2 separate regions of the Homo sapiens genome follow, and region 1 is linked to region 2. A link is an interaction called in ENCODE POLR2A ChIA-PET data of the cell type or tissue named here. Cell type or tissue: PC-9. All regions are shown on one strand. Links, peaks and the distances in the headings refer to the core of each region. The heading gives the core; the rest is flanking DNA.

Region 1 (12,422 bases), core at 5,491-7,990, 140 kb after region 2:
GTTGCAGTGAGCCGAGATCGAGCTGCTGCACTCCAACCTGGGCGACAAAGCGAGACTCCGTCTCAAAAAACAAGAAACAAACAAACAAACAAAAAAACCTAGTTATGACCATGCAGCATCTCATGCCTATAATCCCAGCACCTTGGGAAGCTGAAGCAAGAGGATTGCTTGAGCCCAGGAGTTCAAGACCAGCCTGGGCAACATAGTGAGGACCAATCTCCACAAAAATGGGAAAAAAAAATGAGTTATGATGACTGCCTACAGGGTAGGGTAACTGGATAACTTGGAAGTAGGAAAGATTTTTCATCATAAGAGTAGGAGGAATGGGGGTATAGGGAGGGATTTGTTAAATGATACAAAAGTACAGTTAGATAGACAGAAGGAACAAGTTCTAGTGTTTTATACCACTGTAGGATGACTAGAGTTAACAATCGTATATAGTTTCAAATAGCTAGAAGAGAGGATATTGAATGTTCCCAAGATGAAGAAATGATAAGTGTTTAAGATGTTAGATATACTAATTACCTGATCACTATACAATGAATTTTTTTATTATTTTATTATTATTATTATTTCTTGAGACAGAGTCTCACTCTGTCACCCAGGCTGGAGTGCCGTGGCGCCATCTCAGCTCACTGCAGCCTCCGCTTCCCAGGTTCAAGCCATTTTTGTGCCTTAGCCTCCCGAGTAACTGGGACTACAGGTGAGTGCCACCATGCCCGGCTAATTTTTGTATTTTTAGTAGAGAGAAGGTTTCGCTTTGTTGGCCAGGCTGGTCTTGAACTCTTGGCCTCAAGTGATCCCCCTGCTTTGGCCTCCCAGAGTGCTGAGATTACACGCTATTTTTTTTTTCTTCTATAGGCACAGTCACAGCTCACTGCAGCCTTGACCTCCTGGGCTCAAGTGATCTTCTCACCTCAGCCTCCCAAGTATCTGGGACTACAGGTGTACACCACCATGCTTGGCTAATTTTTTTGTATTTTTTTGTAGAGACAGGGTTTCGCCATGTTGCCCAGGCTGGTCTCGAACTCCTGGACTCAAGTGATCCTCCCGCCTCAGCTTCCCAAAATGCTGGGATTACAGGCGTGAGCCACTGCTCCTGGCCTACACTGTATATATCGAAACATCACTATGTACCCCACAAATATGTACAATTATTATGTGTCAATTCAAATAAATAAATAGATTTTCCACAATAAGCCTTTTTGTAACTTTTGAGTTTTAAACCACAACAATACAGTACCTATTCAAAAATAAAATCGATTAAAAAATACACAATTTTTTTTTTGAGACGGAGTCTCACTCTGTGCCCCAGGCTGGAGTGCAGTGGCATGATTTCAGCTCACTGCAACCTCCGTCTCCTGGGTTCAAGCGTTTCTCCTGCCTCAGCCTCTTGAGTAGCTGGGACTACAGGTGCACGCCACCACACCCAGCTAATTTTTGTCTTTTTAGTAGAAATGCGGTTTCCCCATGTTGGCCAGGATGGTCTTGATCTCCTGACCTCGTGATCCACCTGCCTCGGCCTCCCAAAGTGCTGGGATTACAGGTGTGAGTCACTGCACCCAGCCTCTAGTCACAATTTTTTTAAATAAATATATATTGATTGAAAAATTTGGTGAATGAAGTTCAGAGTTTCCTTTGGTGGCTTTCAGGAAACAAGCTACTGTCCCCTCCCACTCTTATTCAGAGTCACCCGCCTGGGCCTGCCCACACTCTCCCTCTCCACGCCGCTCCCCTCCCCTAAAAAAAGGTCAAGTTCTGGAAGACTGGGCTACTGCAGCAGCTGTCCCACTGGCTGGCTGGAGGTGTGTGAAGGACAGGTAAACAGCAGCATGTGGTGGCAACAGAAATTCCCTTCATGCCAATATGTCCTGTAAACAGAATGAAAAAAATGTCATCATGTTTACCTTCTAGGGAGTCTTACAAAAACAACTTTCCTGCTTCCCTAAGCTTCTAGATAAAAGAAAATAAACGGCTCTGCTCTGAGTCAGCTGACAGCTATAAACCATTGAGTCTGAGGGAAATTTTTGGTCAAGAAGTGGTAGCAGGCCAGGCACGGTGGCTCATGCCTGTAATCCCAGCACGTTGGGAGGCCGAGGCGGGTGAATCACCTGAGGTCAGGAGTTCAAGACCAGCCTGGCCAACATGGTGAATCCCCATGTCTACTAAAAGTACAAAAATTAGCCGGGCATAGTGGCAGGTACTTGTAATCCCAGCTACTCAGGAGGCTGAGGCAGGAGAATAGCTTGAACCCAGGAGATGGAGGCTGCAGTGAGCCCAGATCATGCCACTGTACTCCAGTCCGGGTGACCGAGACTCCATCTCAAATAAAAAAAAAAAAAAAAGAAGTGGCAGCAGCCTCTTGTATGCCTGGTCTATCCTGGCTGCAGAGAGTTGTGTGTGGAACAAGTATCATTCTTGAACTGGCAGGAAAAGGATCTCTGGGAAGTTGCAGTGTCCACAGAGAGAGCAGGGCCAGCCCAGAAAATCTAAATGAGTCTCCTGGCCTGCCTCCAAAGGCAGCAAGCAGGGCCAGTGTCATGGGTGTGCAATCTCAGTTTAGAGGTGCCCTTGCACGTGGCTGAATGCTCTGCTGACACTGTCTTGAAATTTTTAATAATTTTCCAACACGGGATCTATATTTTCATTTTGTTCCAGGCCCTGTAAGTTACATAGTCAGTCCTGTAGGAAGTGTCACAAAACTCCTTTGTCACCTCAAGTATCCTAGCTTATTATTTTAGTTTGTTATGAAACATATTGAGTCCATTGTTTTTCTTTTCTTTTCTTTTTTTTTTTTTTTTTTTGAGACAGAGTCTTGACCTATCACCCAGGCTGGAGTACAGTGGTGCGATCTCGACTCATTGCAAACTCTGCCTCCTGGGTTCAAGGGATTCTCCCACCTCAGCCTACTGAGTAGCTAGGACCACAGGTGTCCACCACACCTGGCTAATTTTTGTGTTTTTAGTAGAGATGGGGTTTCACCATGTTGGCCAGGCTGCTCTCAAACCCCTGACCTCAAGTGATCCACCTGCCTCAGCCTCGCAAAGTGCTGGGAGTACAGGCGTGAGCCACCGCACCCGGCATATACAGCCTGTTCTTATTCACCAGTGTGCCAAAATGTATGGGATCCTTTCCTAAAAGCCATTTTATGTATTTATTTATTTATTTATTCATTTATTTATTATTAGAGACAAGGTCTCTTTCTCTCTCTCTCTCTCTCTCTCTCTCTCTTGCCCAGGCTGGAGTGCAGTGGCATGATCACGGCTCACTACAGCCTCAAACTCCTGGGCTCAAGTGATCCTCCCACCTCAGCCTCCTGAAGTAGCTATGATTACAGGCACAAGCCACTGCACCCAGCCTGAAAGCCATTTCAGAAGGGCTTGAGGATCCAGGCACTTGCACCTGTGGATGTGTGGGAGGGAAGGCCACGGTCAGGGTCAACAGAGCAGACAGGGAGTCTGGGCTCAGTAGCTCACGCCTATAATCCTAGCAGTTTGGGAGGCCATGGCAGGCGAATCGCTTGAGCCCAGGAGTTTGAGACCAGCCTGGGCAACATGGTGAAACCTCATGTCTACAAAAAATTTAAAAAAAAAACCTAACCTGGCATGGTGGTGCATGCCTGTAGTCCCAGCTACTTGGGGATGCTGAGGCAGGAGGATCACTTGAACCTGAGAGGTCAAGACTGCAGCGAGCAGAGATCATGCTACTACACTGCAGCCTGGGCAACAGAGGGAGATAGGCCAGCCTACTAACTTGATATACAGCCAGGCACTTTATCCCACTGCAGAGAGAAGGGAGAGAAGGCATCACAAGCCCCTTCAGCACTGGGTGGGTACTCTTAGGGCTAGAGAAGGGAGGTAGGCCAGTTACCATTTCTTGTGCCAGCATCTCTCTTTATTCCTGGTCCCATGGGGTGCTCAGAATTAGTGGTTCACAGTGTAGCATCTTTGAGGAAAATCTTCCAAAGAAGACACAGAAGCAGAGTCTTTAATTTTTGTTGTTTGCTCTGTCATTCAATAAATATTTACAGACTCCATCTCTACAAAAAAAAAAGGCCGGGCGCAGTGGCTCACATCTGTAATCCCAGCACTTTGGGAGGCCGAGGCAGGCAGATCACCTGAGGTCAGGAGTTTGAGACCAGCCTGGCCAACATGGTGAAACCCTGTCTCTAATAAAAATACAAAAATTAGCCAGGTGCAGTGGCAGTGGCAGGTGCCAGCTACTTGGGAGGCTGAGGCAGAAGAATTGCTTGAGCCTGGGAGGTGGAGGTTGCAGTAAGCCAAGGCCGTGCCACTGCACTCCAGCCTGGGTGACAGAGCAAGGCTCTGTGTAAAAAAAAAAAAAAATTAGCCAGGCATGGTAGTGCACACCTGGGGTCCCAGCTACTCAGGAGGCAGAGGTAGGAGGATCACTTGAGCCTAGGAGGTCGAGGCTACAGCAAGCTGTGATTATAACACTGCACTCCAGCCTGGGTGATAGAGTGAGACCCTGTCTCTAAAAAAATATATATATATGTGTGTGTGTGTGTGTGTGTGTATGTGTATATATATACAGATATAGATATATATCTATATATATCTATATCTATATCTTTAGTAGAGATGAGGTCTTGCTATGTCACCCAGGCTGGTCTCAAACTCCTGACTTCTCCTGGCCTCAAGTGATCCCCCTGCCTCAGCCTCCCAAAGTGCTGGGATTACAGGTGTGAGCCACCACACCCAGCCAAAAAGAAAAAAAAAAAGAGAGATATTTATTGAGCACTTAGTGGAGCTAGGCAATAAGCAACTAAATGAACACAATGATAAATATGAATTGTGGTAAGGGTTATGAAGAAAACAAAGACTGCCAAAAGAGAGTACCTGGACAGAGGTGGGGAAGGGCAGGAGAACTACTTGGCTAGTATGATTGGGGAAGGACTCTGATAACCTGAGCTTTTTCAGCTGAGATCTAAAAGATAAGTAGAAGCAGCTATGTGCAAAAAGGAGGAAGAGCAGACCCAGTAGCGGAAAGCACTGTGGGATGTTGGCATGTGCAGGAATGTGGCCTCTTCATGAAATGGACAAAGGCCAGTGGCAGGCCGGGCGTGGTGGCTCATGCCTGTAATCTCAGCACTTTGGGAGGCCGAGGCAGATGGATCACGAGGTCAGGACATCGAGACCATCCTGGCCAACATGATGAAACCCTGTCTCTGCTAAAAATACAAAAATTAGCCTGGCATGGTGGCATGCACCTATAATCCCAGCTACTCAGGAGGCTGAGGCAGAAGAATTGCTTGAACCCAGGAGGCAGAGGTTGCAGTGAGCTGAGATCGCGTCACTGCACTCCAGACTGGGCGACAGAGCGAGACTCCATCTCAAAAAAAAAAAGGCCAGTGGCTGGAGTGTCAGGAAAAATGAAAAATGGGGAGTATGCAGTAAGAGGAGGCGGGGTCTGAAGAGGTGGGCAGGGCCAGACCATACAGGGTTCTGCAGGCCACACTGGGGACCTTGGGTGTCATTCCAAATGTATCAGTCTTCGAAGACTTGTAAGAGGGACTGTAATGCCATCAGATTTACATTTGGGAAACCAAGAATAAAACCCAAATCTCCATCCTAGCTCTCTTTCTACTTCACTCAATGTCTCCTAGGTTCGGCCCTCTTCCAACTACAGAAAGGTCAGCCCTTGTACTAGAAGAGCTTTGAGGAACAGAAGACTAGCTAGAACTGAAAGGCAAAATGTTGCTTAGCAACCAGAAGGGTGGGGAAGTGTGGTTTTGCCACCTGGCATCCATTTACCCTTCTTACTAGTGTCTTCAACCGCAGATTTCCTCTTGGAGGAATGGAACAGGACCCCAAATGGAAAAACTAGCTACAAGTTACTAGTTAGGTAAGAAATGGCAGTGTCTCAGACAGGGGTAGTAGTAATGGGAATGGGAAAAAATGAGTGGAATTGAAGTATGCTTTAGAGGGGGAAGAGTTAGGTTTTTTGTTTGTTTGTTTTTTGTTTTTGAGATGGAGTCTCGCTCTATCCCCCAGCTGGAGTGCAGTGGCGCGATCTCGGCTCACTGCAACCTCCGCCTCCCTGGTTCATGCCATTCTCCTGCCTCAGCCTCCGGAGTAGCTGGGACTACAGGCACCCGCCACCAGGCCCAGCTAATTTTTTGTATTTTTATAGAGACAGGGTTTCACCGTGTTAGCCAGGATGGTCTCGATCTCCTGACCTTGTGATCTGCCCGCCTCAGCCTCCCAAAGTGCTGGGATTACAGGTGTGAGCCACCGCGCCTGGCCAATAGTTAGGATTTAATGATGGATTGTGGCAGGATAAAAGAGAGAGATGTTCAGGGTCACAGGTATCTGGCATGAGAGACTGAACGGCTGTAGGTGACATTTACAAAACTGGGTGAAAACTGATCTTGGAGGTGAGGACCAAGATCAAGAGATCTATTTTGAAGGTGTTAATTTTTTTTTCTTAGAGATAGGATCTTACTCTATCACCTAGGCTGGAGTACAGTGGTGTGATCATAGCTCACTGCAGTCTCAAACTCCTGGGCTCAAGCAATCCTCCCACCTCAGCTGCTTGAGTAGCTTGGACTACAGGTGCACACAACCACACCTAGCTAATTTTTAAATTTTTAGTGGAGTCAGGGTCTCACTTTGTTGCCCAGGCTGGTCTTGAACGTCTAGCTTCAAGTGATCCTCCCTCCCCAGCTTCCTAAAACATACATGTTAATTTGAGATGACTGTGAGGTATCAGAGTGGATGCAGCTATCCCAGCCCCACTAGACAGGTCAGAGGGAGGCTTCTGTCCAAAGGCTTGCTCGGAGGGACAGAATGCTCAGAAAAGAAGGGCAGGGCCTGGCTTCCTGCTCCCTCACTGCCAGCTGCTGGGTCCTGGGCCCCCAGACCAAGACTCCAGGATAGATTGTGCAAAATTTGGAATAATCAGTGACCTTTGTTTTTCACCCATCCTCACAGTTGCTTCAGGTCACCCCCTGATGTGGCACTTACACGCAGAAACACAAGGTTTAGAATAAATACAACTAAAAGACATGCACTGTGGAATGACTCATGCTCATTGAATGTGGGCACTAGCCTTTTCTCAGGAGCACCAAGTCCCAGAACCACAATGGCCTGGGAGACAGGGACCCTGGGTGGATGGGCCCTCCATTTGCACAGCACTTTGGGGCTTACAAAGCACTTTCACATCCATTGTTTCATTTGATTCTCTCAACAATTTTTGAGGGATTATCCTTAACTCTACTTTATATGAGAAGGTTCAGAGAGGTTAAGTAATTTGCCTGGGTTGCACAGGTATTAGGAGGAGTCAGAAATTAAGGACAGGGGCTGGGTGCAGTGGCTTACACCTGTAATCCCATAACTTTGGGAGGCCAAGGTGGGTGGATCATCTGAGGTCAGGAGTTCAAGACCAGCGTAGCCGACATGGTGAAACCCCGTCTCTACTAAAAACAAAACTTAGCTGGGCATGGTGGTATGCGCCTGTAGTCTCAGCTACTCAGGAGGCTGAGGCAGGAGAATTGCTTGAGCCCGGGAGGCGGAGGTTGCAGTGAGCCGAGATCGTGCCACCACACTCCAGCCTGGGTGATGAGCGAGACTCAGTCTCAAAAACAAACAAACAAAAAAAAAAAAACACAAAATTAAGATCAGAAACCAAAACAAATCATCTAATGCCAAGATTGAGGCACTTTCTAGCAAGCCACGTTCCATGGCAGGGATTGCCCATGTTCAGAGAAAGCTGCCTTCACTTCTAAGATATAATATGAGAGGCACAGGAGGCCCCCACTGCCTGTGACATTGCCCAGAACCCAGCCTAGTAAATTGCAAGGACCCCACAGAGATTCTATTCAGTCTCCTCGTCTTACAGCTGAAGAAAAAACTGAGACTCAGGGAGGGAAGAAAGTACGTGGCAATATCAGGACTAAAACCCAAATCTCCAGCCCAGATCTCTTTACACTTCACTCAAGGCCCCTGGGTTTGGCCCTCTTCCAACTCCAGAATGGTCAGCCCTTGTGCTAGGCGAGCTTTGCAGAACAGAAGAGGAACCAGAGCAGAAAAACAAAATGTTGCTTAGCAACCAGAAGGGTGGGCATGTGTGGTTTTGCCACCTGGCATCCATTTACCCTTCGTTCTGGTGTCTTCATCCCCGGCTTATTATCAGGGCACCAGCTACACACCCTTTTCAGGCTCTGCTCCTCAAAGAAATTCATTTCCTGGAGTTCACTTCACTTTCCGCTCCAAGAGTGGGCATGTGACTCAGGGTTGGCCAATCGGAGCATCACATTCCTCTGGCCAGTAAAGGGTCTGGGGCGGGTAGCAGGCTGGATAGGCTTTTCACATGTAATGCTTCACAAGATTGCAAAGCACCACTCAAGGACTGGAGGCTGGCTGAAGTGCTTTACAGACAAGGTCCTGGGTCCAATCCTGCCCCCTCTGCAACTCCAAGCCACCGCCTGATTTTGGCCAGCTGTTCACAAATGTGAATAAACAAGGAAGAAAATGTGAATCTGAGCCAGGCGCAGTGACTCATGCCTGTAATCCCAGCACTTTGGGAGGCCAAGGCTAGCGGATCACTTGAGGCCGGGAGTTCAAGACCAGCCTGTCCCAACATGGTGAAACTCCACCTGTACTAAAAATAGAAAAAATTAGCTGGCCATGATGGCCTGCACCTGTAGTCCTAGCTGCTTAGGAGGCTGAAGCATGGGAATCACTTGAGTCCAGGAGGCGAAGGTTGCAGTGAGCCAAGATCGTGCCATTGCACTGCATCCTGGGTGACAGAGAAAGACTCTGTCCCAAAAAAAAGGAAAATGTGAATCGAGTGACGTAAACCCCTCGACAATATAACTCCAATATCCTGCTAACAGGGGAGGAGGGGGAAGTCTTGGAAGGCTCACAAACTTCTCAAGATTCCTAAACTCATAAAGTACAGATTGCAAAGAGAAGTAGCAAAGATTCACCCATCTCCTCCATATCTCAGACAAGGAAACCAAGGCCCAAACTGGGGAGGTGAGTCCTTAAAGCCATGCAGAGAGTAGGTGACCCAGGTCAGTACTCAGCCAACAATGGCCCCTGACTGCTTTTATGTTATGATAGCAAATGGCCCAGGGTCTTTTTTTTTGAGACAGAGTCTCGCTTTGTTGCCCAGGCTGGAGTGCAGTGGCATGATCTCGGCTCACTGCAACCTCTGCCTCCCGGGTTCAAGCGATTCTCCTACCTCAGCCTCCTGGGTAGCTGGGATTACAGGCGCACACCACCACACCCGGCTAATTTTTGTATTTTTAGTAGAGATGTGGTTTCACCATGTTGGCCAGGCTGATCTCGAACTCCTGACCTCAGGTGATCCGCCCGCCTCGGCCTCCCAAAGTGCTGGGATTACAGTGTGAGCCATAACTCCTTTTTTTTTTTTTTAACCTCTAAGTTGGTAGACAGATGGCCCCTTCAGCCTTGCAGATTGGGATGCTTGTCAAAGCTGAAGAATACCCTCTGGCACCCCTATCTCCTTAGTAGTAGCAACAGAGGCAGCCCTGACCCAGCTGCATTTTTCTCAGGCTTTCTCAGACAAAGGGCCTGCATGCCTTGCCTTGTTATCTGTTACTCTTAATCAGCTCTGCTCCATTTTCTATCATGTTTTATCTGTAAAAGCCTCCTTGGCTGCCCAACAGGAAAGCTGGGCCGAGGTCCCAGAGTTAGTTTGAAAGCCAAGTTGGGACTGGTTTGATGGGAGAAAGAACAGCGGATGTGTCGGGCCTGCAGCCTGCAGTGCCTTCAGAGATCCATATCTCTGCACTCAAGGCAGTGTGGGGGAGGAGAAAGAGCAGGCCGGCTGGCCTGGGTTCACAGTCCAGCTACTTCCCAGCTGTGTGACTTTCAGTGAGATATTTCGCCTTCTGAACCTTACTTTCCTCATCTGTAAAAGAGGATGATACCACTTGCCTCGCAGCGTTGTTGGATTGCGTGTGTAGCGTCATTAGCTCTGGGCCTGGAGGATGGAACTCTGGCTATATTTGTTTTCCTGGTGCTCAAGGTGTGGAGTCATACTAATGAAGAATCAGTATTCTTATCCACGGGATTAGAATTAGTATTCTATCTGCCCTGAAGGTTGGGCTGTAGCATGATAGGCAGAGCCCAGGAACTGGGTCTGAGGATGGTGCTGATGCTCACCAGCTGTGGCTAATCCCACTCTTCTCTAAGATTCAATTTCCTCATCTCTAAGTGGAAAGCTTAATACCTTTCCTGCATCCTGATATTATAGTTATTAAAGTGCCTTGTTAACTGTAAAATACTATGTCAGTTTTATTTCTTCTTATTAGTACACACTGGTGTATAATCAAATCCTTCTGAGACCTTGGGCAAGTCATTAAACCCCTCTGGGTATATTCATCAGGGTCCCAGCAGGAAACAGATGGCACATTCAAATTGGGCAATTTGATTAGTGTGTAATAATGGGGCTATTTACAAAGATGTATGCACAAAATGGACAGGGCAGTACCTAGTAACCACAAGGAGCCCTTGCTCCCCCTCAGCCTTGAAAGAGTGAGGGAGAAGCAATTCCTTGGACCAGAGATGGCAGCTGCATGGAGAAGGCCACCTGACAAGGGCCGTGGCCTTCAGAGGAGGGATGCAGCTCATCCAGGGTGCCCTTGCAGGGAGGCGGTTGAGGAAATAATACTCACATCTCGCTCTCCTCCTGCCCTTTGATCTCCGGTGCGTGCTTTCCTTTGGCCTCACCAAACCGGAAGCCAGAGGGTAAGGGAACTCCTTGATGCAGGCCATACGGGTCACCCTCCCAGGACACAGGACAGGATGGAAAGGGTGGAGAGCAGGTTGGGTGACGGGGAGTGGGGGGGAATTGGCAGGTATCCAGTGCCCTGGGCTTTAGTGTATTTCACAATTAGAGGAAGGTGTTGAATGAGATGATGTCTCCTTCTTTCCCACCCCCTAACAGATTCTCAGCGCTTTTTCCAAGCTTCAGATCTGGACCTAGGGTTAGACCATAAGCCAGAATCCAAGCCCTCTCCCAGGGAGATCTTTAGTCTTCCTGATTAATAAAGAACAAGGACATCCTTTTCTGGCAGCCCCAAATTTAAATTACCCCCTTTGAGTCCCATACTCAAAGCAGTGGGTAAGCCAGCCACAAAGGGGGTAATTCTTTGGATTACTATGTTTTAGTATTTATTTTTCTCTTTTAATCAAAGTGCGCCAGGTGCATGTCTCAAATACTAAACAGATGCCGTTCCGCTTTCATTCATTGGGAAAAAAAAAAACTAATGCAATGTAGATGTCTCTTTAGGCCTTATCTTTAGAAATAATAAATTGCGTACAAGTGAACACCCTAGAGCAATCTAATTTCTTCCAGTACCTTCTAGCTGACAGGCAGCGTGGCTCCCAGGGGAGAAATCAAAGAACTGAGTAATCTTGGAGAGACAATAGTTCCCAAGTCCCCTTTTTCACTCCATCCTATTCCGGATGGTTGCTATAAATCATGTGCCTGTAAAAGAAGAGATAAGAGAGGGCTTCCCCAGAAATTCCAGCGTGGGCAGTACAGAACAATAGTTAAAACCATGGGCTCCAGGCCTGGCATGGTGGCTCACGCCTGTAATCCTAGCACTTTGGGAGGCCAAGGCAGGTGGATCACTTGAGGTCAGGAGTTCGAGACCAGCCTGGCCAACATGATGAAACCCCGTCTCTACTAAAAAGACAAAAATTAGGCGGGCGTGGTGGTGGGCACCTGTAATCCCAGCTACTCCAGAGACTGAGGCCAAAAAATCACTTGAACCTGAGAGGCAGAGGTTGCACTGAGCCAAGATTGTGCCACTGAACTCCAGCCTGGGCAACAGAGTGAGACTCCGTCTCAAACAAACAAACAAACGAAAACAAAACAAAACAAAACAAAAACCATGGGCTCTGGAGACAATGAAACCTGGGTTCAAGTCCTTGCTCTGTCACTCACAAAATTGTCTTTGTGACCTTGGACAAGTGACCTAAGCTCCAGTCTCCTCATCTGTCAAATGAACATCATAATACTCTACCTACTCATAGGGTTATTTCAAGAATTGCATGAAATGGTACATGTCTTTAGCATTCCATAAGTGGTAGTGGAGGGGAAGTTAGGAGCTGAGGACACACTAGATCCACAATAGTGCCCCCTTGCCTGCCATGGTACATCATATATGCTTCTTCTGTGGCCCTCATTGCTTTCCCTTGCATTTTAGCCATCCCTACCATCCCCCTGCTCTAGACCTGTCAGTCATCACTGGCCACACCCACAGTTCCCTCACTTAGGAGCACTGCCCTACCCCCCACTGCTATAAATCATGGGTATTTTTTAGCTCCTTAAGCAAATCACCATAATAAAATACTGTGTTTTATTTATTCCCCCATCATAGATACAGGACCAAGAAAGGCCATCCTGGTTCTGTAATGCAGACG
Region 2 (12,422 bases), core at 4,693-7,192:
GAGGCGGAGCTTGCAGTGAGCCAAGATTGCGCCATTGCACTTCAGCCTGGGCACCAGAGCGAGACTCCATCTCCAAAAAAAAAAAAAAAAAAAAATTATCAATGTAGTTTTTATCACAGCCATTTAGAACTGAGAAGATTTGGGCCAGGTGCAGTGCCTCATGCCTGTAATCTCAGCACTTTGGGAGGCCAAGGCAGGTGGATTCTTGAGGTCAGGAGTTCAAGACCAGTCTGGCCAACATGGTGAAATCCCATCTCTACTAAAAACACAAAAATTAGCTGGGCATGGTGGCAGGCGCCTGTAATCCCAGCTACTCGGGAGGCTGAGGCAGGAGAATCGCTTTATCCCGGGAGGCGGAGGTTGCAATTAGCCGAGATCACCCCACTGCACTCCAGCCTAGGCATCAGAGCGAGACTCCATCTGAAAAAAAAAAAAAAGAACATTTGAAAATGGGTACACATCTTATTCTTAACTGGTGTCACCTTCTTTGCATCTCCTAGGGTGATTTCAAGGTTGGATTCAAAGATCACTTCCTCTCCAGAGCTGTCCTGGAATTCTCCCTGGGGCAGATTTGGAATGTCAAGGAACATAAAAATAAGAGTATCAGCAGACATCAGGATATACCAGGCTGTGTGCAAAGGCAGTTTCCATGCCTTTTCTCATTTAATCTTCACAAGAGACCTCTGAGTGTAGAACTTACTTGATCTACATTTCACACATGAGCAAAGTGAGGATTAGGGAGGAGAGGGACCCAGCCCATGCTCCTGGAGAAAGTAAGGGCAGGGCCAGATTCCGTGCATGGACCATCCTGGCTCTGTGTTCCTCTGCCTGAGCTCGCTCTTCTATCTTAAAATGGATCACGTGAGCTCTTGCCGTCACTACAGTGCAAACTCCCTACAGCCAAGGTCCATGTCTGTATTAGTCTGTTCTCATGCTGCAAATGAAGACATACCTGAGACTGGGTAATTTATAAAGGAAAGAGGCTTAATTGACTCACAGTTCCACATGGCTGGCGAGGCCTCACAATCACGGTGGAAGGGGAAGGAGGCGCAAAGTCACATCTTACATGGTGGCAGGCAAGAGGGCTTGTGCAGGGGAACTCCCATTTATAAAACCATCAGCTCTCGTGAGACTTATTCACTACCACCAGAATAGTATGGGAGAAACCACCCCCCCATTCAATTATCTCCACCTGGTCCCACCCTTGAAACATGGGGATTACAATTCAAGGTGAAATTTAGGTGGGGACACAGCCAAACCATAGCAATGTCTTTTCATCTACCCATTCCCAGCAACCTGCACAGTTCCTGACCTATACCAGCTGATTTTAAAATGTTCATTCAGTGTTCCCGCTGCCTAAAGCAGGCCATTCATTCAGTCAATAAATCAATCAATCTAGCCATCGCTAACATGTCTATCTCAGCCCTGTTGCCTCTCCAAATGAGGAATAAAAGAAATGATGGAAATCTGTATGTATTACACTGTGTCATCTTCCTAAACTGAGTACTCTGAATGTAATATTGCCCTGATCTCCTAAGCAGGCCCAGTCATATAATTAGCAGACTGTTCATATTGGGCTGGATTAATATTTTTCGGGGCCTATTGAGACATGGGCCTTCTGTATTCTCATTAGAAACTAAGCCCGTCCCCAAGGGCTATGGAGGTGTTGGAGCGCACGCCTCCCCTTTTTTCAGTTTCTCCTATCCTATTTCCACCCTATCATAGCTTTTTGCAGGCCTCTCCTATTCCTTCTAATATCCTGCTTATCTAGATAGGAGACTAGAAGAACTGCACTTGTTGGACCAATCTGTAAAACATGAATGAAAAGACTGTCCTCTGAGAAAAACAAGAAGGCATGCTTTGGGGAACTTCTATTCTCCTTGCTTGTTCGGGTTTCTTTTTCCTGTGGTTTGCCTCTTGGTGCAGAGCAGTGGTTTGGATAATTGCTGTTGCCTGGCCTGTCAAATCCAGGGGGAAAGAAAAAGAACACTTCCTAGGATAAGACTCTCTTCTCTTTCAAATTTCCAAATAAATTCACAGTCAGAGGGCCCTTCCCTGCCTAAGAAAGTCTGAAACTTTCTTTCCTGGACAATAGTCTGTAAAGAGTGAAAGCACATCCTATCTCCAGGTCCTACCAGGGGACCTCCGAGGAGGGACTTTGAAAGTGCAAGCAAGTCTGGCATTGAGGAAGTCATCCGCACCATTGGCAGCGGCATTGCTTTCCTTTCCTTCCCCCCATTGTCCGCAGAATGGTGTCTCCTCCAGGCCGGTGAGGAAGGTTCCAGGCCGGAGGCTCTGTAATTGCTCTGGTGGAGGGAAGGGGTGAGTTTGATCACAGGAAAGGGACTCCTTTCCAGGAGGCCTCCTAATCCCTTCTCTCTCCAGAGGAGAGAAAAAAGGAAGGGGCGGGGTTGGGGACAGACTCCTTCTACTTCCTTCTTTTCTGTATTCCCCACTGCAGGTTTCAGATTTTCTAAACCAAAACTGAAGATTTGCATTATTCTGTCTGTGTCCAAAGTTAATTCCCTTTTTCATTGAAACTCTGGGAGGTACCCACAATCATTATTTAATCGTGACTCATTTAACCATTTAATTGTGACCCTGGAAGGTGTCCACAACTTCATGGAAAACCATTTGTCAAGAATACGACTGGAAGGCTGGGGGCGGTGGCTCACGCCTGTAATCCCAGCACTTTGGGAGGCCGAGGCAGGCGGATCACCTGAGGTCAGGAGTTCCAGATGAGCCTGGCCAACATGGTGAAACACCATCTCTACTACAAATAAAAAAATTAGTTGGACATAGTGGCTCAAGCCTGTAATCCTAGCTACTTGGGAGGCTGAGGCAGGAGAATTGCTTGAACCTGGGAGGCGGAGGTTGCAGTGAGCCAAGATGGCACCACCGCACTCCAGCCTGGGCGACACAGCGAGACTCAGTCTCAATAATAATAATAATAATAATAATAATAATAATAATAATAATAATAATACGACTGGATAATTCCTATAAAACCAGCCCCTGACTAGTTTCCCAGGAAACAGTCACAGTGGAGAGGGGAGATCTGGATTCGACTCAGGCTCTTCTGTTGCACCACCCTGTGCCCTGGGGCTGACTTAACTCCTGAACCTCAGCCCACTGCCTGCAGAGCAATGGCGGGGACCCATTAGGGTAACTACATATTTATGATACTTAATGTATAAAATACACAAGCTTTCCAAGTGGAAAGTCTTCGAGGACATCCCTTGTGTTTACACTCATCCCTGAAGAGTTACTTCAGTCTATCTCAGAGCACTGGAGGAGGAGTGGGGATTCTCACTTTTTGCTTTTATGCATCTACATTATTTAAGTACTTGCTGCAATACGCATTACTTTGGTTTTTTTTGTTATTGCTTTGTTTTGACAGGGTCTCACTCTGCCACCCAGGCTAGAGTGCAGTGGCATGACTATAGAGCTCACTGCAGTCTCAAATTTCTGGACTCAAACTATCCTCTTCCCCAGCCTCCTAAGTAGCTGGGACTACAGGTGCACACCACCGTGCCCAGCTATGTATTACTTTTGAATTTAAGAGAAGGGTTTTCATGTTTCAAAAACAAGTCAAGAGTGACAATTCCTTATCCTGCTCAATAACATGAAGGCCAGCATGGTATAGTGGTTAAACACCAGGATTCTGAAGTTCAGCTGCCTGGGTTCAAATCCCAGACCTCACTTGGCAAATGCCTAGCCTCAGGAGTGTCATTCCACTTCTCTCTGCCTTCTTCTCTCCACCCTGTAACAGGGGTGACAATAACACAATGGATGGTTGGGGTGGGTTAGTAAGGTAATGTGTATAACATTCTTAGAACAGACCTGGCATAGTAAGCACCCCATAGGGTCTACCTCGGTATCATCTATAAACATTACTTATAAGTAAAACAATGCATGAAAAGGGCTTTGTAACCTATACTATGCCACACAAATAGGTCACCACAGAGAAAGACACTTACTTTTAAAAGTTTTTTAATCTAACAGAGGATATACAATTTACAAACAGGAAAAAGACTTACAGATGTTTCTAGAACATGTAAACGTGAATCTGTGTAATGGGAAAACACTGAGGGGTACCCCAGGTGGGGGAATGAAGACAAGAAGAAGGCAGATTTCGGCATGGGGTCCTGGGAGAGCCACCGCCTCCCAGGAATGACACACACTGAGCGGGCTTAGAGGAGGGAGGACTCAGAAACCAAAGCAGTTGGCCAGGCGCAGTGACTCACATCTGTAATCCCATCACTTTGGGAGGCAGAGGCAGGCAGATCACCTGAGGTCGGGAGTTCGAGACCAGCCTGACCAACATGGAGAAACCGCTTTTCCACTAAAAATACAAAATTAGCCAGGCATGGTGGTGCATGCCTGTAGTCCCAGCTACTCGGGAGGCTGAGGCAGGAGAATCGTTTGAACCTGGGAAGAAGAGGTTGCAGTAAGATGAGATCGCACCATTGCACTCCAGCCTGGGCAACAAGAGTGAAGCTCTGTCTCAAAAAAAAAAAAAAAAAAAAAAAAAAAGGTAGTTGAGGAAAACAGGTCTCAGCCCCACTGGTGCTGTGGAGAACCTCTTCCTTCAGTTTCCCTATTAAATTTGCAGCTCAGAGCCGGGCGCAGTGGCTCACGCCTGTAATCCTAGCACTTTGGAAGGTCAAGGTGGGTGAATCACCTGAGGTCAGGAGTTCGAGACCATCCTGACCAACATGGCAAAACCCTGTCTCTACTAAAAATACAAAAATTAGATGGGCGAGACTCAGTTCTCGGGCCCGTGGTGGGCGCCTGTAATCCCAGCTACTCAGGAGGCTGAGGCAGGAGAATTGCTTGAACCCAGGAGGCGGTGGTTGCAGTGAACTGAGATCTCACCACTGCACTCTAGCCTGGGCGACAGAGTAAGACTCTGTCTCTAAATAAATAAATAAATAAATACATTTGCAGCTCGGGCTTCGTAGTGGGCTTCATTCCTCACTCCTTGCTCAGCAGGAAAACATGCTGAGGATTCTCAGGGAGCAGGAAAGGCTCGGGCAGACTCTGCCTAAACAGGCAATGCCCAAGTTCAGCCCATGGTGAGCTGACCCTGCAGCTCCGACTGCTGCTGGGCTGCTGCCCGGTGTCAGCCCAGCTGTTCGGACCCTGCTGTATCCTCTCCCCACAAAAGGTCCAGCCCTTCTCACTTTCTGAACCAACCTAGCCCTTAGGAGAAGAGACCTTCAGGTCCTTAAGGAAGGGCCATGACAAAGCCAGGGTTCAAGGGCCTTCACCACCTTCCCTGACTCACAAAATTATACATGAAGAAGAAACAGGACCCATTTGATGCACAGTTAAAATGAGGGTAGAGGGGTGGGGAAAAGAGCCCGTGTACTTTGGAGACCCTGCCCCACATAAAAACTAAAAACAGAAGGAAACACAAGCTGGGAGCAGCACTTAAAGGCCTAAAAAATGATTAAGTCACCTCTAAAACGAAACAACTTTAGGCACCCACTTGAGAGCTGGACTTTGAAGAAGCAGAAAATCAACTCTCAGGCAGAAAAAAAAAATCACTGAGAATCAAAACTAAAGCCAAAATATGAGCTCTTTTTAAAAACACACACACACACACACACACACACATAAGCTGAGAACTTTCTACAACAAATGCCAGATTTTAGCTTGGGAGAAAAACAGAAGCCTTTGGATAAAATAAACAGAAGGGCGAAAAAGTTCCCCTCACATAAACCAAGGGGAACCTCCTTCCCCAGATCAAGTTCTGACCTTTATGTGAACTCAAAATAACTAGCTCATGATTTCACAAAGCAAAAGGAATGGCAAGCATTTTGAATGATGCTAAAAATCTTAGTTCTTCTCTGGCTTTTTGTTAGGCAGCCAAGTGTATCAGTCAGAGCAAAAGTAGCCTAAAAATGTGCACTTCCCTCTCTGGGAAAGACTGGTGAGGCCATCACAAACGGCCACCCCCCAGCAGCCTGTTGGGACACTGCCCATATATGTGAAAACCAGAATTTTTAATGAGAACTGAGCAGGGAAGGCCAATTACCTTTCATTCATTCATTCATTCAACAAATATTTACTGACTACCTACTATGTGCCAGTCACTATTTTAGAGCAGTGCGAGAAAGAGACCAAAACCCTCCTTTTCAGGAGATAACCTCTCCAAAGTTAGGGGTTTTTTCTTTTGTTCTTGTTGTTCTTGTTGTTGTTGTTTTTGAGATGGAGTCTTGCTCTGTTGCCCAGCCTGGAGTGCATTGGTGCAATCTCAGCTCACTGCAACCTCCACCTCCCAAATTCAAGCGATTCTCCTGCCTCAGCCTCCCAAGTAGCTGGGATTACAGACGTGTGCCACCACGCCCAGCTAATTTTTATATTTTTAATAGAGACAAGGTTTCACCACATTGGCCAGGCTGGTCTCAAACTCCCGACCTCAGGTGATCCACCCACCTCGGCCTCCCAAAGTGCTGGGATTACAGGCATGAGCCACTGCATCCAGATCAAAGTTGGGTTTTGAAATATAGGCATCAGTTCTCTTTTTTAACAACTAAATGGACATCTAAGATATTCCCTGACACCCTCATTCATACAAATCTGCTCTTACCTTGCTCCTGCTTCTGCATAGCTAGTAGTCTGGAATGCATGACAACTCTACTGCCCCTGCCTCTATCCAGGCAGAGACAAAGATAACCTGCCCAGGAACAAATCTTAGCCCCAGGCTGATAAAGAATAGCTCTACCTAAGTATGCACCTGTTGGAAAAGTTGGCAGGGAGGGGATGATTAAATGGGAGAATATGAGAAAGTGCTTCAGAAACAAAGCTGTCCAAGGGCAAAGCAGTCTTCTTGTTCGATCTCTCTTCCTTGACGCTGCTCCAGCACCTTGTCCAACCTCGTAGGCAATTTTCTATCTCCACATTGACAAGGAGACAAACAGTTGCTCAATTACCTGCCAATGTTGTTGATAATGAGATAATGATCCTTTAACAATAACAACAAAAGAACAACAAGCACTGTTTTTTTTGGTTTTTTTTTTGAGATGGAGTCTCGCTCTGTCGCCCAGGCTGGAGTGCAGTGGCATGATCTCAGCTCACTGCAAGCTCCGCCTCCTGGGTTCACGCCATTCTCCTGCCTCAGCCTCCCAAGTAGCTGGTACTACAGGCGCCCGCCACTACGCCCAGCTAATTATTTGTATTTTTAGTAGAGACGGGGTTTCACCGTTTTAGCCAGGATGGTCTCGATCTCCTGACCTCATGATCCGCCCGCCTCGGCCTCCCAAAGTGCTGGGATTACAGGCATGAGCCACCGCGCCTGGCCTGCCAGGCACTTTTTTAAGAAACCTAGAAGTTTGGCCGGGCATGGTAGTTCATGCCTGTAGTCCCAGCACTTTGTGAGGCCGAGGCAGGCAGATCACTTGAGTCCAGGAGTTAGAAACCAGCCTGGGAAACATAGCAAAACCCACCAAAAAAAAAAAAAATTAGCCAGGCATGGTGGTGTATGTCTGTAGTCCTAGCTACTCAGGAGGCTGAGGTGGGGGGATCGTTTGAGCCCAAGGGCTGAGCCAAGATCACACCACTGCACTCCAGTCTGGGCAACAGGGTGAGATCCTGACTCAAAAGAAAAAAAAAAAAAAAAAAAACTATAAGTTGGTGCCATTATGATCCCAATTTTACAGAGATGAGAAGACCAAGATAAAGAAAGTTAAGGAACATGTCCAAAGTCACACAACATGGAGTTGTTGTGTGAACATAAAGCATTCGGCCCTTAGTAATAAGTAGGGGGGGTATTTTTCCCCAATAATAAGTCCTCCTGAAGCAGGCAGCCCACCCAGGACACTTGCAGCCTCTCAAGGCCCCTCTGGGGTGGGACTCGCACCTGTGTGAGAGGTACATAACAGAGAGGTGGTGAGAGCAAATGCTGGTGCCAGGATCCCAGCTCTGTACTTAGTGTGTGGCCTGAACAGGTCAGGTGCCTTTCCTCAGACTGTTTCCTCATCCACCGAACAGAGATCATGATAGTATCTCCCTTACAGGATTACTGTGCATGACACAGCACTGCCTGTGTTACTATCAGCAGCAGCAGAACCATTACTGCAGCACCTCTGAGCACAGCATCCACACCCCAGTCATGCCAGAGTCAATCCCCCATAGAGGGCTTTTCCAGGAGCCCCACCGGTGACAACAGCCTGCAATCATTTGCCAACACAGGGTCAGGTGGCCACTCCTATGTGTGCGTGAAACTGAGAAGCAGGCTTGTGTTAGAAAGGAGAAGAGGGCCAGGCACAGTGGCTCATGCCTGTAATCCCAGCATTTTGGGAGGCCGAGGTAGGCGGATCACCTGAGGTCAGGAGTTCGAGATCAGACTGGCCAACATAGTGAAATCCTGTCTCTACTAAAAATACAAAATTAGCCAGGTGTGGTGGTACATGCCTGTAATCCCAGCTACTTGGGAGGCTGAGGCAGAAGAATCGCTTGAACGATTGATAGCGCCATTGCACTCCAGCCTGGGCAACAAGAGCAAAACTCCGTCTCCAAAAAAAAGAAAGAAAGGAGAAGAAGAGATTGAGATTAAGAGGAAGCCAGTAGTGTCCGCCATGGTGGCAGAGCCAGGACTGGTCCCCAAGCAGCACACTGCACACAAGAGCAATTTGGGGGCAGCCTGAGCAGGTAGCAGCCTCTGCACCCTCAAAGGAACAAAGTCTCAGCCCCAGGAACAAATCTCAGCCCCTTCAGAGGCCCGCTAAGAAGCCACCTATCACACAGGACTTGAAAGCCATGCATTATTCTGAAAGAGTAGAGATGAGGAAGAAAAGCAGGCTAGAAGCTGGAGCTGGGGGATCCTGGCTGCTCAAAGGAAGCAGATCCCCTAATCAATCTCTACAATAACAAATTCGTTGAGGTGATGGTTCTAATAGAAACACTAAACAACCTAGAAGCTTCTTCCAAGCTTACTAAAATTAACAGGAGCCCCTAAAAGAATCTGCCATTACCTCACTGGCTTCCGACTTCTTCAATCAAACCTGCATCTTTCCAACTGTGCGTGTGGGTAGAGCAAATGCTTGTTTTTGGAACACACTGGTTTATTTTGTTGTTTGTGTGGCAACATGAGTTTGGATCTTTAGAAAAAAAAAACAGCTTCTGTTTCTATAAGTTATAGAAACGTGGCAGCTCAAGAGAGCTAGTCTTTGTTTACAGTACACCATCCACACTTTAATGGAAAAGAGAGTTTTCCTGGAGTTTGCTTCCTGGCTAAAAACAGGACATCTCGAAAACATTTTTCAAAAAATAAAATTGCATTCAAATATTATTTCGTCAATCTACCTCTTGAATTCTCAGTAACCATAGCCCCCAATCACTTTAAATTTTACTAATGGCAAAAATCTACTTTATAGACCTAGAGGGGAAAAAATAGGCATATCTTCACTTTCGAAAGTGTGATGTATTACAGTTAATCCGAACAGCAAGCTAATTGGGGGCCAATCACTCCGTTTACCAGGGGAGTTCACTTAACAAAACCTCCCTTCCACAGAGGCTTCCCAGAACCCCTTTTCCATAGAGCGCCCCATTCACCATGCTCAAAGTTCCCTTATAGCTTCAATCAAACAGGTTATGATGATTCCTTAATGCAATTCGGGTTTGAATCCGGCAGCAGCAGGTATGGTGGGTAAGAGCACAGATTCTTGAAGCCAAGACCCATGGCTCAGCTTCACCACCTGCTAGGTGTGACCTTGGGTCAATTACTTATCCTTTCTTTGCCTCACCTGTAAATCAGACTTGATAACTAACAGTAGCTACCTCATCAGGCGGCTGGGAGGAAGCATTTGGCACAGTACTTGTCCCAGAGTAAGACCTATGGAAGTGTGCACTACCTTGTCACCTAGGAGACCATAACCCTGTGAGGGCAGGAATGATGTGTCTTGCTCCTGCTCTATCCCAGGTGCACAGAGCACAACCTTCAGTATTTGTTACAGGACCATATTCTGTTCCTACTCTGTGCCAGACACTGTCTTAAGTGCTGAAGATGCATCAGTCAACTAACAGACCAGCATCCCCCTGTAGCCTCCATTCTAATTCAGGGAGGGGCAGTGTCATATATTAGAGCCAGAGCTATGGGTAAAAAGCAGAGCAGCCAGGCGCAGTGGCTCACGCCTGTAATCCCAGCACTTTGGGAGGCCAAGGCAGGTGGATCACCTGAGGTCAGGAGTTCCAGACCAGCCTGGCCAACATGATGAAACCCCACCTCTACTAAAAATACAAAAAATTAGCCGGATGTGGTGGCGGGCACCTGTGTTCTAGCTACTCGGGAGGCTGAGGCAGGAGAATTGCTTGAACCCGGGAGGCAGAGGTTGCAGTGAGCTGAGATCACGCCATTGCTCTACAGCCTGGGCAATGGACAGAGTGAGACTCTGCCTCAAAAAAAAAAAAAAAAAAAAAAAAAAGGCACAGCACAGTAGGGAGCGATCAGGAGTACTGATCGGGAGGAGCTATTATAAAACAGCTGATCAGGGCCGGCCTCTCTGTAGGGTGGAAGAAGTGGGGAGAGCCCCACGTTGTGCCTGGGAAGAAGGCCCATGCAAAGCCCAGAGGCAGGCATGAACGTGACGTGTTCTAGAAACTACCAGGGCCAGTGTGGCTCTGCAGAGGGGGCAGAGGAGGCACAAAATGAAGAGGCCAGGGAGCTGCCGGGGGCAGATCGTACAGGCCTTTGGGAGGATCTTGCCTTTTCCCCTCGGCGTGCCAGGGAATCACTGCGGGGCTTTGAGCAGAGGAGCAACATGATCTGACTTCAGTTTTTAAAAAAGATAATTCTGGTGGCCTCATAGAAATAGACTGAAGAGGGACAAGGGCAGAAGTGGGGAGACCAGGAAGAGAGCCCCGCACTAATCCAGGTGAGAGACGATGGTGGCTTGGACCAGAGCGGTGGCTGGGGAGAGGTGAGAAGTAGTAAGGTTCTGGGTTTGCTTTGAAGATTGAACCCACAGACTGGCAGATGGACTGAATATGAGGTTTGAGAGTCAGGAGTCAAGGAAGACCCAAGGCTGGGTAAAGTGGCTCACACCCGTAATCCTAGCACTTTAGCAGGCCAAGGCAGGAGGATCGCTTGAGGCCAGGAGTTCTCAAGACCAACCTGGGCAACATAGCGAGATCCCATCTCTACCAAAAAAAAAATTGTTTTAATTAGATGAGTGTGATGGTACACATCTGTAGTCCCAGCTATTCAGGAGGTGGAGGCAGGAGGATTGCTTGAGCCCAAGAGGTCAAGGTGCAGTGAGCTATGATCACACCACTGCACACCAGAGACCCTGTCTCTTTTGGTTTTGGTTTTGTTTTAAAAAAAGGCTGGGTGTGGTAGCTCATGCCTGTAATCCTAGCACTTTGGGAGTCAGAGGCAGGTGGGTCACTTGAGGCCAGTAGTTGAAGACCAGCCTGGTCAACATGGTGAAAGCCTATCTCTACTAAAAATACAAAAATTAGCCAGGCATGGTGGCACATGCCTGTAATCCCAGCTACTCGGGAGGCTGAGGCAGGAGAATCACTTGAACCCGGGAGGCGGAGGCTGCAGCGAGCCGAGATCGTGCCATTGCACTCCAGCCTGGGTGACAGAGCAAGACTTGGTCTCAAAAGAAAAAAAAAAAAAGGCAGGAAGACCCAAAAGTTTTGGGTGTGATCACCTAAAAGGATGAAGCAGTCATGAACTGTGGTGAAGAAAACTGGCTAGAACCATTGGCAGAAGTAGTTTCTTGTTTTGTGGGTGTTTTGCTGGGGTGTTGGGGAGCTTTCTTTAATAGTCATTGTGATCAATATGCTTCTTCCCTACGTCTGGCTTCCAAAAGGAAAGTTTTTTTTCCCTCAAAACTCCAGGCTCCCATCTGCCCCTCCACACAGTTCTCCCCCAGGGCTCAGGAGTGATTTCTCTCACTCAGGTGGTCTGTTCTTCCACCTAGAAGTATTATGGGGGCTACCGCTGCCACCACCTCCACCACCTGCCTCGACCCACGTGAGAAGGCCTCTGGGTACCCAAGGCTGCCCGTGACTGGCCTGGTACATCCACCTAATCTCAGCTTCATATCAGAAAGCTAATGCTGCCCCACAACTAAGCTGCATTCTCCAAGACTGTATCAGGAGTAAAGGTGATATTCTCATCTCCACCTTCTTTACACTGTGCCTCTCTTAAGTGGTTCCGAAATCTGAAAAACAGGTGTGCTGTTTAAACTCCAATCATAAGCACCTCAGGACATTTAAAAGAACAACTAACGTTTACCCAGAGCTTTTATTAGCCCACTGGAACTTCCTAATAACCTAACACAGTCAGTTAATTAGCAAATGATGCCTAAGCACCTATTATTAAGCACTCACAGCCGCGCACCACACCAGGCAATGGGGGGCGGTCTGTATCATTAGCACCATTTTACAGTTGGGAAGGCAATCAG

What was found. ChIA-PET counts read pairs that join two places held together with the same protein. Peaks named below come from ENCODE experiments on the same cell type or tissue, not always from the same donor. Only the 100,000 strongest peaks of a DNase experiment are listed, where the experiment ranks them.
Region 1: POLR2A ChIA-PET joins it to region 2 with 5 read pairs; 4 of 35 experiments call an interaction of 5 or more read pairs at or near these places.

What each region holds. Positions count from the first base shown.
Region 1 is chr11:47,913,917-47,926,338 of GRCh38, reverse strand. No RefSeq gene overlaps it. Among named protein-coding and RNA genes, the nearest start is that of PTPRJ, 60 kb to the left of the region's middle. In PC-9, for the core only: no CTCF peak of the experiment used is centred there; a DNase peak (open chromatin) is centred at 7,048.
Region 2 is chr11:48,057,119-48,069,540 of GRCh38, reverse strand. The region is part of intron 1 of PTPRJ (protein tyrosine phosphatase receptor type J); the gene reads right to left. Among named protein-coding and RNA genes, the nearest start is that of MIR3161, 33 kb to the left of the region's middle. RefSeq lists an enhancer at 7,890-8,184. In PC-9, for the core only: no CTCF peak of the experiment used is centred there; DNase peaks (open chromatin) are centred at 5,830 and 6,700; H3K4me3 peaks cover 627 bases; H3K27ac peaks cover 2,500 bases.